Regions from separate parts of the Homo sapiens genome. Here region 2 is linked to region 1. Evidence: read pairs that join two places in POLR2A ChIA-PET (ENCODE). Cell type or tissue: PC-3. All regions are shown on one strand. Links, peaks and the distances in the headings refer to the core of each region. The heading gives the core; the rest is flanking DNA.

Region 1 (5,404 bases), core at 893-4,892:
TTCTACATAAGAAATGAGAGACCTTGAAGAGTTAATGATTACAAATTAAAGTGCCCACTGCAGGAAATGTTCCTGAAAAGAGAAGAACCTTTGATTTGTTCCCTGACCTTTTGAAGATAGTAAAGATGCTTGGCTATGTCATCAGCAGCAACTTACTTCACTGCTCAGAGATTTCAGTAACACATATCACAAGAGATGCATCTAAAAGAATCCAGACTTAAGCAAGGGGCTTCATTGTGCTGGGTTTTTTTCCCCTACTTATTTCTCTGTTATATTTTTATGACTTATTCCTCTCGATTATTACCAGAATTATTTTTGTTTATGTAAAAGATACATTTCTAAATTATTGCTCATGTTGCTATTGATATATAACTATACTAGAAATGTTATTGCATTGTTATATTCAGAGCTAGTATTGAAAATACTTTGAAGGTATGTTAAAAGCAATATTTAGTTCATTTAAGCAAGCCAGAGTAAATAGTAGAAACAGAATGCAGGAATCTAGTTTGTGTGTCTAATATTCTATTTATATGCTAGCCTTGCCAGCTCAGAGTGATACTAGTCTCAGGGATGTGCATCTATCTATTACATATTTACTAGGTCACCTGGATTTTATGTCACTCTCCCACAGAGGCCTGGCTACACAGCAAGTATCATTCAGTAATAGGAAGTACATCAAAGGCCAGTCAGGAAAACACAAACCACATGAGTACACAGAGTTTAGACCAGAAACCTGATTACACAGGTGAGGGGAGAGCTAAGAAGCAAAACAGAAGACACTGAATAACCCAGAAGTCACTACTACCCCTAAGCCAAAGGGAAAAAGAAAAGAGGAGAAGTTACCAGAGCTAGGGGCCCAAGTCAACAGGCAGAAGGTGAAACCACAGCAGACCTGTTGTGCTCCAGCTGAAGTCATAAAGAAGATAAAGCTGCTGACAGAGATCCTGTGGAAATAGAGCGACTTGTGGGGGGGAAATGCCCTGGATTTCACTGCTTTTTACCCTGCAGTCTTTCCACAGTGCCTCCCATTGGTTGAAGACAGTGAGGACCAACTGATCCTGGAGCCTGGAAAACCCAAGGGGTCAGCTCCCCTGGAATACAGAGCAAGAGAAGGAGGAAATCATGGGAAATAGGCCAGAGAGGCCCATACTATGAGGAAGAGGGTGTCAATAAGTTAGTATTGGTACACCATCAGTTAATAATCACAGTGCCAGATATACAGGCTGTTGGTTGGGCTAGTTTTCATGTTATATGTTCATGCATTCACTCGCATTTCTACTGGAGTCTTGGTTTCCTAGATTTAAGAAACCAAATATTTACTGAGGACCTATTGTGTGCCAGCCACTTTTTGTTATTGTTTTGCTTTGTTTTTATTTTTCATTGGGGCTTCAGGGACTGGGGAGGGACTAGGAGGAATTCTCATCTGGCAACATCCTTGGAACTAGAATAAACTGGCAATATGTATCAATAAATTGGCCTCACCTTCACCAAAGTAAAAAGCATCCTTAAGAGGGAAGTTTTAAGAAAACTTCTTGTAGCACAGTTCTTGCCTTATTTTTGCCTTGCATGTGTGCACTATTGACTGCAATCCTGAAACCAAATAAGGTGTGATCTAGCACTGTTTCCCAAGCATGAATCTTTACTATCTATATTTTATGCTCTTTAATTTGTTTTCCAGAAAGTTGTCTGATGTTAAAAATTGCAAGCTATAACTAAGGAGAGAATAAGTAAGTTAATCTTGTTATTTTTTCAGACTGCCAATTCTGCTTTAGCCAGGAGAAATGATTTAGTAAGTGTATCTGTTTTAATATGGAACTTCTCATAAAAGGAAATCCCTCTACCCACTATACAAATTTTGAGCAAATATGGAAAGAAAAAGTAAATACTCATCAGTTGGCCATGGAGACCCACTGTCTTAGTTTAACCCTCATCCTAGCTCTGACATTGCTAGAATCTTGCTGAAGTTTCTTCAGGTGTGTTTTATCTTTCAGGAAACTGAAGCATAACATCTGGAATAGCGTGGACAAAACATCTGTGGTAACTCTGGGAGTATTTACACTTCTTTAGGTGGTAATGGACATAGCAGGGCCCACTAGCCTAGACAACCCTTCCAGAAGCCAGGCACCTTGAGAAGTTGTCAAGTCAGCTTCACAGAATTCTACCTATGCTCAAAGACTATGGAAAGAGGAGGATGATATACGAGTTCTAATAATAAACACTTGCAAAGCAAATTATCACCCAAACAAAGATTGATAACAATTATCTACTAACTTTAATTTTTAAAAGCATTTAATAGAAAAAAAAATACCTGTAGACATTGAGCTCCTGGATATTGGTAGTATACACGAGCTGCGCCTAAGATATATAAGTGACAAGAGAAGAGCAAAGAATAAATTTTTGTTATCAGAATGTTGAGGCTTAATGATACCCACAGTTAATAGATGTTTGTAGCTTTTAAAGGGGACTGACAAGTGGCATATCTATGAGCTCTTCTTTCACAAGCCAGAGGAATTACCAGCCATCCCACAAAGAAAAGCCAAATTCTAAACAGAGTAGTTGGCATGTGAACAAACACTAGCAGCCCCTCCTTGCCTAAAAACCACCCAAATAGAGAAGTTGATCCTCCTTAGATAAGAACCATAAATCAAATAAAATGGGTCAGAGCTAAGCCCCTTTAACTAAACAGGATGGTGCCTAGGAGGAGACTATAATGTTATTAAACTTGACATATGAAAAGAAATAACATGTGAATCTAAAAGATGGTTGGCTGGCAATTCATTTATTAATTGAACAAATATGTATTGAGGGCCTGTCATGTGCCAGGGCTGAGGATGTAGCAGTCAAAAAGCAAAAAAATCAAATAAAAACTGTAAGCCCTGAAGCTTACATTCTGGTGCTGTGAAACAAATAATAAAGAAATTGGTATGTAAAAGTAATATTCTGCATAGAGGATGGGAAGTGGGGAGAGACAGCAATTATAAATATACTGATCAGGGAAGGACTCACTGAGAAGAGAACGCTTGAGCAAGGACTTATATAGGAGGTGGGGAAAGAAAGCAAATATCTGGGGTCATATGATTCAGGTGGAAAGGCCAGCAGGAAAACCACCTGGAGCATCTGTGGAACCACGAGAAGGAGAGTGTGGCCTGAGCAGAGTGAACCAAGGACACAGGGACAGCAAGTAAAGGGGCCAGATCATACAGATGAGGTGGCCACATCACCAAACGTTCAGAATGGGGTATTTTTTAGAAAGAAAATGGGTTCCAAAAATAAGTCATATTGTATCATTTTTAAAATATGTGTTTATTGGCCAGGCATGGTGGCTCATGCCCGTAATCCCAGTACTTTGGGCAGCCGAGGCAGACGGGTCACGAGCTTGTATCATTTTTAAAATATGTGTTTATTGGACGGGCGTGGTGGCTCACGCCCGTAATCCCAGTACTTTGGGTGGCTGAGGCAGGCGGATCACGAGGTCAGGAGATCGAGATCATCACGGCTAACATGGTGAAACCCCATCTCTACTAAAACTATAAAAATTTAGCTGGGAGTGGTGTTGCGTGCCTGTAATCCCAGCTACTCAGGAGGCTGAGGCTTGGAGAATTGCTTGAACCCGGGAGGCAGAGATTGCAGTGAGCTGAGATCATGCCACTGCACTCCAGCCTGGGTGACAGAGCGAGACTCGGTCTCAAAAAAAAAAAAAATGTGTTTATTGACCTGAATTTGGTCTTATTATATTGGTGGACCTATAAGATAATTCTATCCAAAATTTATTTTCAAAATAAAAATTTCCTGAAATATCTTAAAGTGATAGTGATACAAAGTTATGAACATTCAAGCAACTTTAAAAAAATATTGGCCAGGCACAGTGGCTAACGCCTATCATCCCAGCACTTTGGGAGGCTGAGGCACGTGCATCATTTGAGGTCAGGAGAATTTGAGACCAGCCTGGTGTCATGTGACCAGACATGGTGAAACCCTGTCTCTACTAAAAATACAAAAAAATTTGCCAGGTATGGTGGTGGGTGCCTGTAGTCCCAGCTACTCGGGAGGCTGAGACAGGAGAATTGCTTGAACCCAGGAGGCGGAGGTTGCAGCGAGCCAAGATCATGCCACTGAACTCCAGCCTGGGCAACAGAGTGACACTCTGTCTCAACAACAACAAAAAATTGATTATCTGAACATTTTTAATGGTACAGACAATTATTCTTTATATGTATTCACATACCTTAATTGGTTATTTAGATATTATTGTCTCTAGCATTGGGATGTGGACATTTTTCAGGAACATGTGTTTTTTTTCGTTTTTTATTTAAACAGTTATTTTTTTATAAAACTGCAATCTTTTTCAAAACTTCATTTTATGGTTAATATATTTGAAATTATGGACAACTTTAATTGATGCTTCACTATATGTTTTTAACTGAGAACACATTTCCTCTCTAGATACTGATGAACCTGTAAGTTCTGCTAAATGAAGAATCTTCTCATTTTTTAGATTAAAATATGTAAATATTTCAGGCCAATATCGTCATAGGTGCTGTCTTTCTACCTTCATTCAAAGCACTTTTGCTCAATAATTTCTTACAAGATAAAACTTTCAAGTTGTCTATATCTGTGATTGTTTCAACATTTCACCAAATCTAGATACTGCAAAATCATAGACTTTCACAATTTTTCTCCATTTTGGTAGAGAATAAAAATTTATCCAAATAAAATTAGAAGTCAAAATACATCAAAGTCAAGATTTTTCTGAAGCACAATTGTCAAAATAGATAATTAAACCATATCTGCTTTCATCTTTTGATTTGTTCAACTCCTTCTTCGCTTTTGTAGGGAGAAATTTGAGCTTCTTCCTTTGCAAGCCTTATTTTACATAATTGTAACTTGCTAAAAGCTTCAAAAGCTGAATTTTCATGCTACATTCATTCAGTAATCGATTAAAAATTTCCAACTGGTCTTGAACATAATGCAATCTAAATTTGGGTTGCTTTACAAAGTGGTTTTTCAAAGGCTCAGGCATTCCCAAAATCCAATTGATGACATGCAACACAGACAGGAATATACATATAGTCATTCTGAAATGTTTCCTTGCATGGTAGTGTTCAATATCAGCTTCTGTCAGAAAAGTTTTGTAGATCAGTTACTTATAAAATCTGTGTGTGTGTGTGTGTGTGTGTATATATATATTTATAATTTATACATTTTGACAATTTTAGTTTCTGTTTTGACTGACAGAATACCGCAGCTTGTTTGAATGCAGTCACAAATTTTGTGCACATTACAACCAATTCCAAGTACATTTCTGCTTCATAGCTTGTTAACTTGGTAAGAACATTTTTAACACAATGCTGTGCTCTATTAACATTTGTATTCATATTCTTACAACAAAAACAACAGTTTACCT
Region 2 (5,404 bases), core at 853-4,852, 790 kb before region 1:
GCCTGGCTATTTAAGCTAATTTCTTTTGGCACTCTGTAGCCTCCCACATTCAGTTCCTCACATTTATTTTACCTATAATTTCTTCTACCAATTCTCCTGTATTTTCTCCTTTTCTTTTGCTTTCCTGTTCTCTGTGGTGTCTTCCTTTGTCTCTCTTTGCCTCCTCTTGCCTCCCCTATCTTTTTTTTCTTTTAGGTTGGGTTTCCTTTTTTTCCCTTTAGGTTTTCCCTTAGGTCTTCATGGGCGTTGCTTTGCCTCACTAACAGTTAACATAAAGACGTATTTCTGTTTCTTGTACCCATGTGCTAAAGGTACAACTGTTAGGATACCACTTCATTTCAGTTAGATCTAGTTTAGGCATACAATTGTAATCCAAGAAGACTGATCTCTTCTAGTGATTCAGATTGGTTTTATCTTTGATTTTTAGATTTCATCTGCATTTCTTGATTAATTACTCATTTTGGTTTAGTTGACAGTTGAGCAAAAAAAAAATTACTTTCTCCGGAGTAAATCATCTGTTTTATTTATGCTTTCTATGTTGTTCTATGTTGTAGTGCAGTAGCACATTAGGAGGTATCTTTGTGGAGTGAAAAGATTTTTGTGGCTGGGCGCGGTGGTGGTTCATGCCTGTAATCCCAGCACTTTGGGAGGCCGAAGGCAGGTGGTTCACCTGAGGTCAGGAGTTTGAGACCAGCCTGGCCAAAATGGTGAAACCCTGTCTCTACTAAAAATACAAAAATTAGCCGGGCGTGGTGGCGGGCGCCTGTAATCCCAGCTACTCGGGAAGCTGAGGCAGGAGAATTGCTTGAATCTGTGAGGTGGAGGTTGCGGCGAGTGGAGATCGCACCACTGCACTCCAGCCTGGGCAACAGAGTGAGACTCCGTCTCAAAAATAAAAAATAAAAAAAAAAAAGAAAGATTTTTGTTACACGGTTGGGCTCGGTGGCTCACACCTGTAATCCTAGCACTTTGGGAGGCCGAGGCAGGCGGATCACGAGGTCAAGAGATTGAGACCATCCTGGCCAACGTGGTGAAACCCTGTGTCTACTAAAATTTCAAAAATTAGCTGGGCGTGGTGGCACATGCCTGTAGTCCCAGCTCCTCAGGAGGCTGAGGCAGAAGAATCCCTTGAACCCAGGAGGCAGAGGTTGCAATGAGCCGAAATCGCGCCACTGCACTCTAGCCTGGCGAGAGAGTGAGACTCCATCTCAAAAAAAATAAAAAAATAAAAAAAAAGAAAAGAAAAGATTTTTGTTTTAGGAAGCTCATATTTTAAGAAACTAAAATATATTCTCATGGTTGAGGACATAAGACATTGTTATAGAAACTAGGTCAACTTCTCAATACCTTTATCAAAGCACCTGCAGTTCCCATTTCATTGCAAGTGAAGTAAATCTCATTGAAATAAAGTAGCTGGTGTATATTCAGTACACTTTTAAAATAGCCTATTTTAAAAGAGAAATTGGTGCCAATCTGATTTATTTCCTGCTTTGTTGGAATGGGGGAAGTTCTGTAACCTCATTGCTGTTCTGCTCTCTATTGACTACTTTGTTAACTGGGGCACAGTTGGCCTCTTGGATGTCTACCGTGCTGAAGGTCAGCCAAATAGGCAGGTAAGACTACCTAGGCCTCTTCATAGGCCTAACTAAGATCACAGTTGGAAAAAAAAAAGTATAGAAAAAGAAAAGAAAGTTGTTTTTTTTTTCTAAAATTTAACTTTTTGTATTCATTGAAGAAGGAAGTAAAACATCTCCATTCAAAAGAAATTTGAGAGTCTGTTTATGCCATACACTGAAGTACAACAATAAACAAAATAGACCTACTGTTTGTTCTCAAAGAGCTTACATTCTAGTTGTGAGAGACAAATAATAAGCGAGTAAATATGTAGTATGTCAGAGTGTGGTAATATTATTGAGAAAAAAGTAAAGTAGAATGAGTAGTATGGAGGAAAGAACGTCTCAGGGTGGGGGTGAGGTTATTTTATATAGAGTGGTCAGGGAGGGTCTCATGTGTAAGGTATGTTTGAGAGAGACCAAGAGAAATGGAGGATGGAGTCATGTAGATATGAGGAGTAGGAAGTGCAAAGGCCCTGAGGCTGGTTATTGCCAATGAACAAAAGAGATTGAGGGGAGGGAAGGAGAAGTAAGAGACCTGTCCAGAGAGGACCAATGGGAATGTATTTTGGGGGAAGGGGAATAATGTAGGGTCTTGTTGTATACTATATTGTACAAAGAAAAATTATCTCCACTTCAAACCCCAGAGACAACGGCTGTTACCGAATTTTTGTGTCTTTCTTGTAACTTGAGGTAGCACCTGACCCAACCTCCATATTTCTCCCATTGTGGAATCTCCATGAAAGTATAGTTAGCAGATAATTTGCATAGTAGCAGATTTTGCATAGGTTGATTACCTTTGTCTTAGAGAATGATAATAAGGCAGCTACTTAGAATAAGCTGATATGTTTTTGGGAAGTGGGATCAAAATTTTTCTTTTTCTTTTTTTTTTTTCTTTTTTGATACAAGGTCTGTCTCGGCAGTGTTAACAATCTCAGCTCAGTGCAGCCTCCGCCTCCCACGCTCAAGCCATCCTCCCACCTCAGCCTCCTGAGTAGCTGGGACTATAGGCATGCACTACTACACCCAGCTAATTTTTGTATTTTTTTTTTTTTTTTGTAGAGACAGGGTTTTTCCCTGTTGCCCAGGCTGGTCTCAAACTTCTGAGCTCAAGTGATCTGCCTGCCTCGCCCTCCCAAAGTGCTGGGATTACAGGTGTGAGCTACTGTGCCCAGCCCCCAAATTTTTCTTTCCAAGAGAAATACTGTATATTTCTCCATCTTCTTATCTAACTAGTCAGTTTTCTATAAGCAGGAGTGACAGCCTAGACCTGTACAGTTTCCTTTTGAGGACAAAATTTATTGGTTTGGTTTATGTGCTTTTGACCAAATAGGCTTGCCCCACTTGTCTGCTGCTTCTCCTTTTGCTCATTTGACCAAAAAGCTCCTGTTTCCCCATGCCCTGATTGTTGAGAATTCATGGCTTTGAGGACCCCTTTATAGGTCACCATATCCGTATTTCTGTCTTGCACATTGGGAGAGATGATTATCCCTGAAACTAACTTTCCTTATGTTTGTTTAGGCATTAGAGGTTATTAAAGCACATCCTGAGCCACTTTACCTAGTTGACTTTGGAGTTGAGGAAGAAGCACCAACTATTTAGTGATTTGATGTTCCATGCATATACGAAAGTAAAAGGATATTTGATTGAATACCTATGTCTTGAATCACACACTGTTACTTTCCCTCTTAAGATTTCTGGTTTAGCTGGTCTGTCCCTCAGTGAGAGTCTCTGTCTCGTTCTCTCTCTCTCTCTCTGTCTCGCTCTGTCTCCTCTCTCTCTCTCCCTCTCCCTCTTTCTCTCTCTTTCTCTCACCCGTCTCCTCCTCTCTCTTTGGAGTTTTTAGCCCTGGCTCTTAACCTGGTTACCCTCTGTTCTTTCCTTTAATTATGCTTATCTGGTTGTCATCTGGTTACTTAATATTAGGGATGCCCTCAACCAAGAAACTTTTTTTCTTCCCATCTCCTCCTTTGTTCAGGTAACTGTATCGTCTTGCATGGGAAATAATCCAGGCAATCAGAGATTACCCAAAATTTTGAAATTGTTTTAAACAACTGGTTTATATGTATTACTTCATCATATATAGATGGTGTGAGATGTTTGTGGTTGTCTTGAGAGTTTTTTGAGATAGAGCTTTGCTCTGTCATCCAGGCTGGAGTGCAGTGACATGATCATAATTTATTGCAGCCTTGACTTCCCAGGCTCAAATGATCCTCCCATCTCAGCCTCCATCACATCTGGCTACTTTTTGTGTTTTTTGTAGAGACATGGTCTCTATATGTTGCCCAGGCTGGTCTCGAACTCCTGGGCTCAAGTGATCCTCCTCCTTTGGCCTCCCAAAGTGCAGTAATTACAGGCATGAGTCACTGTGGCCAGCCTGAGAGTACCTGAGATTATGTTTTTTTTTTTTTTTGAGACGGAGTTTAAGCTCTTGTTGCCCAGGCTGGAGTGCAATGGCACGACCTCGGCTCACTGCAACCTCCACCTCCTGGGTTCAAGTGATTCTCCTGTCTCAGCCTCCTGAGTAGCTGGGATTATGGGTGCATGCCACCACGCCTGGCTATGTCTTTTTTTTTTTTTTTAAATTAAAAAATTTTTTTGGCTGGGTGCAGTGGCTTACATCTGTAATCCCAGCACTTTGGGAAGCTGAGGTGGGCGGATCGCTTGAGGTCAGGAGTTAGAGACCAGCCTGGCCAACATAGCAAAACCTCATCTCTACTAAAAAAAAAATATAAAAATTAGCCGGGCGTGGTGGTGGGTACTTGTAGTTCCATATACTCAGGAGGCCGAGGCAGGAGAATGGCTTGAACCCTGGAGGCGGAGGTTGCATTGAGATTGCACTATTGCATTCCAGCCTGGGCAACAGAGTGAGACTCCGTCTCAAAAAACAAAACAATTTTATTTTTGGTTTTGTTTTAAATGTACCTTTATTGTTTGACTTTGGGATCTGGGAGAGAGTATGTCTTTTAATGCCATTCTTCTTTCTTGAGTCTTCGGTGACACATGTTTACTTGTGGGAATATTTCACTTTTTAGTTCTTTTAAAGACCTTTTGCTATTCGCTTGCTCTTACTCAAACCAGAAGTTAAAGTGGCTTGCATAAGTGTCAGAGGTAACCACTTGGATCCAGAGTTTCTGGTTCTCTCTCTGTTGTCAAGTGGTTTAGAATTATCTAGGGTCTTTAATGGTAGATTTAAGACTTTGGAGTTCTTTTGGGATAGAATATGCAACCAGGTTTTGAAAATTTGGCATAGCTCTTTGTTCCTTGAAGGCCATCTAAGATGTTTTAAACATAATTGTGTTCTCCAATCTGCAGTGTACAGAGGGATATCCTACAATGTAGCAACTCGGGATTCCAGAGAAGATGGTGCTGGCAAGTGAGACAGTTCTTCCTTCTAGGTTCTAAGTCTGCAGTACAGGAGTTAGGACTGTGCCATTCCAGCCATCCTTATATTTAGATTCATGCTTTCAAAGAGCCTCTAATCTAGACTGAATAATGATCTGAGCTGTCTGGTGAGCAGTAAAACTGGCCCAAATAATGTATTTTATAACCAGTGCCCTTTTAGCAAGAAAGTCAGTGGGTTGTTAGGGATAGGCCACTACAGTGGTTCACAACAGGCCATAAGAGTCTATGAGGGTTTATTTATTTATTTATTTATTTATTTATTTATTTATTTTGAGATGGAGTCTTACTCTGTTGCCTAGGCTGGAGTGCAGTGGCGTGATCTTGGCTCGCTGCAACCTCCGCCTCCCAGGTTCAAGTGATTCTCGTGCCTTAGCCTCCTGAGTAGC

Evidence for each region. ChIA-PET counts read pairs that join two places held together with the same protein. Peaks named below come from ENCODE experiments on the same cell type or tissue, not always from the same donor. Only the 100,000 strongest peaks of a DNase experiment are listed, where the experiment ranks them.
Region 2: POLR2A ChIA-PET joins it to region 1 with 8 read pairs; 6 of 35 experiments call an interaction of 5 or more read pairs at or near these places.

Annotation. Positions count from the first base shown.
Region 1 is chr11:58,561,847-58,567,250 of GRCh38, forward strand. It overlaps LPXN (leupaxin), which reads right to left. Exons shown (of 9, transcript NM_004811.3): 3 at 2,309-2,355. Among named protein-coding and RNA genes, the nearest start is that of LPXN, 11 kb to the right of the region's middle. In PC-3, for the core only: no CTCF peak of the experiment used is centred there; a DNase peak (open chromatin) is centred at 3,385; H3K4me3 peaks cover 252 bases; H3K27ac peaks cover 1,302 bases.
Region 2 is chr11:57,769,442-57,774,845 of GRCh38, forward strand. All of the region lies in intron 1 of CTNND1 (catenin delta 1), which reads left to right. All of the region lies in intron 2 of TMX2-CTNND1 (TMX2-CTNND1 readthrough (NMD candidate)), which reads left to right. Among named protein-coding and RNA genes, the nearest start is that of CTNND1, 10 kb to the left of the region's middle. In PC-3, for the core only: no CTCF peak of the experiment used is centred there; a DNase peak (open chromatin) is centred at 3,280; H3K4me3 peaks cover 1,398 bases; H3K27ac peaks cover 2,351 bases.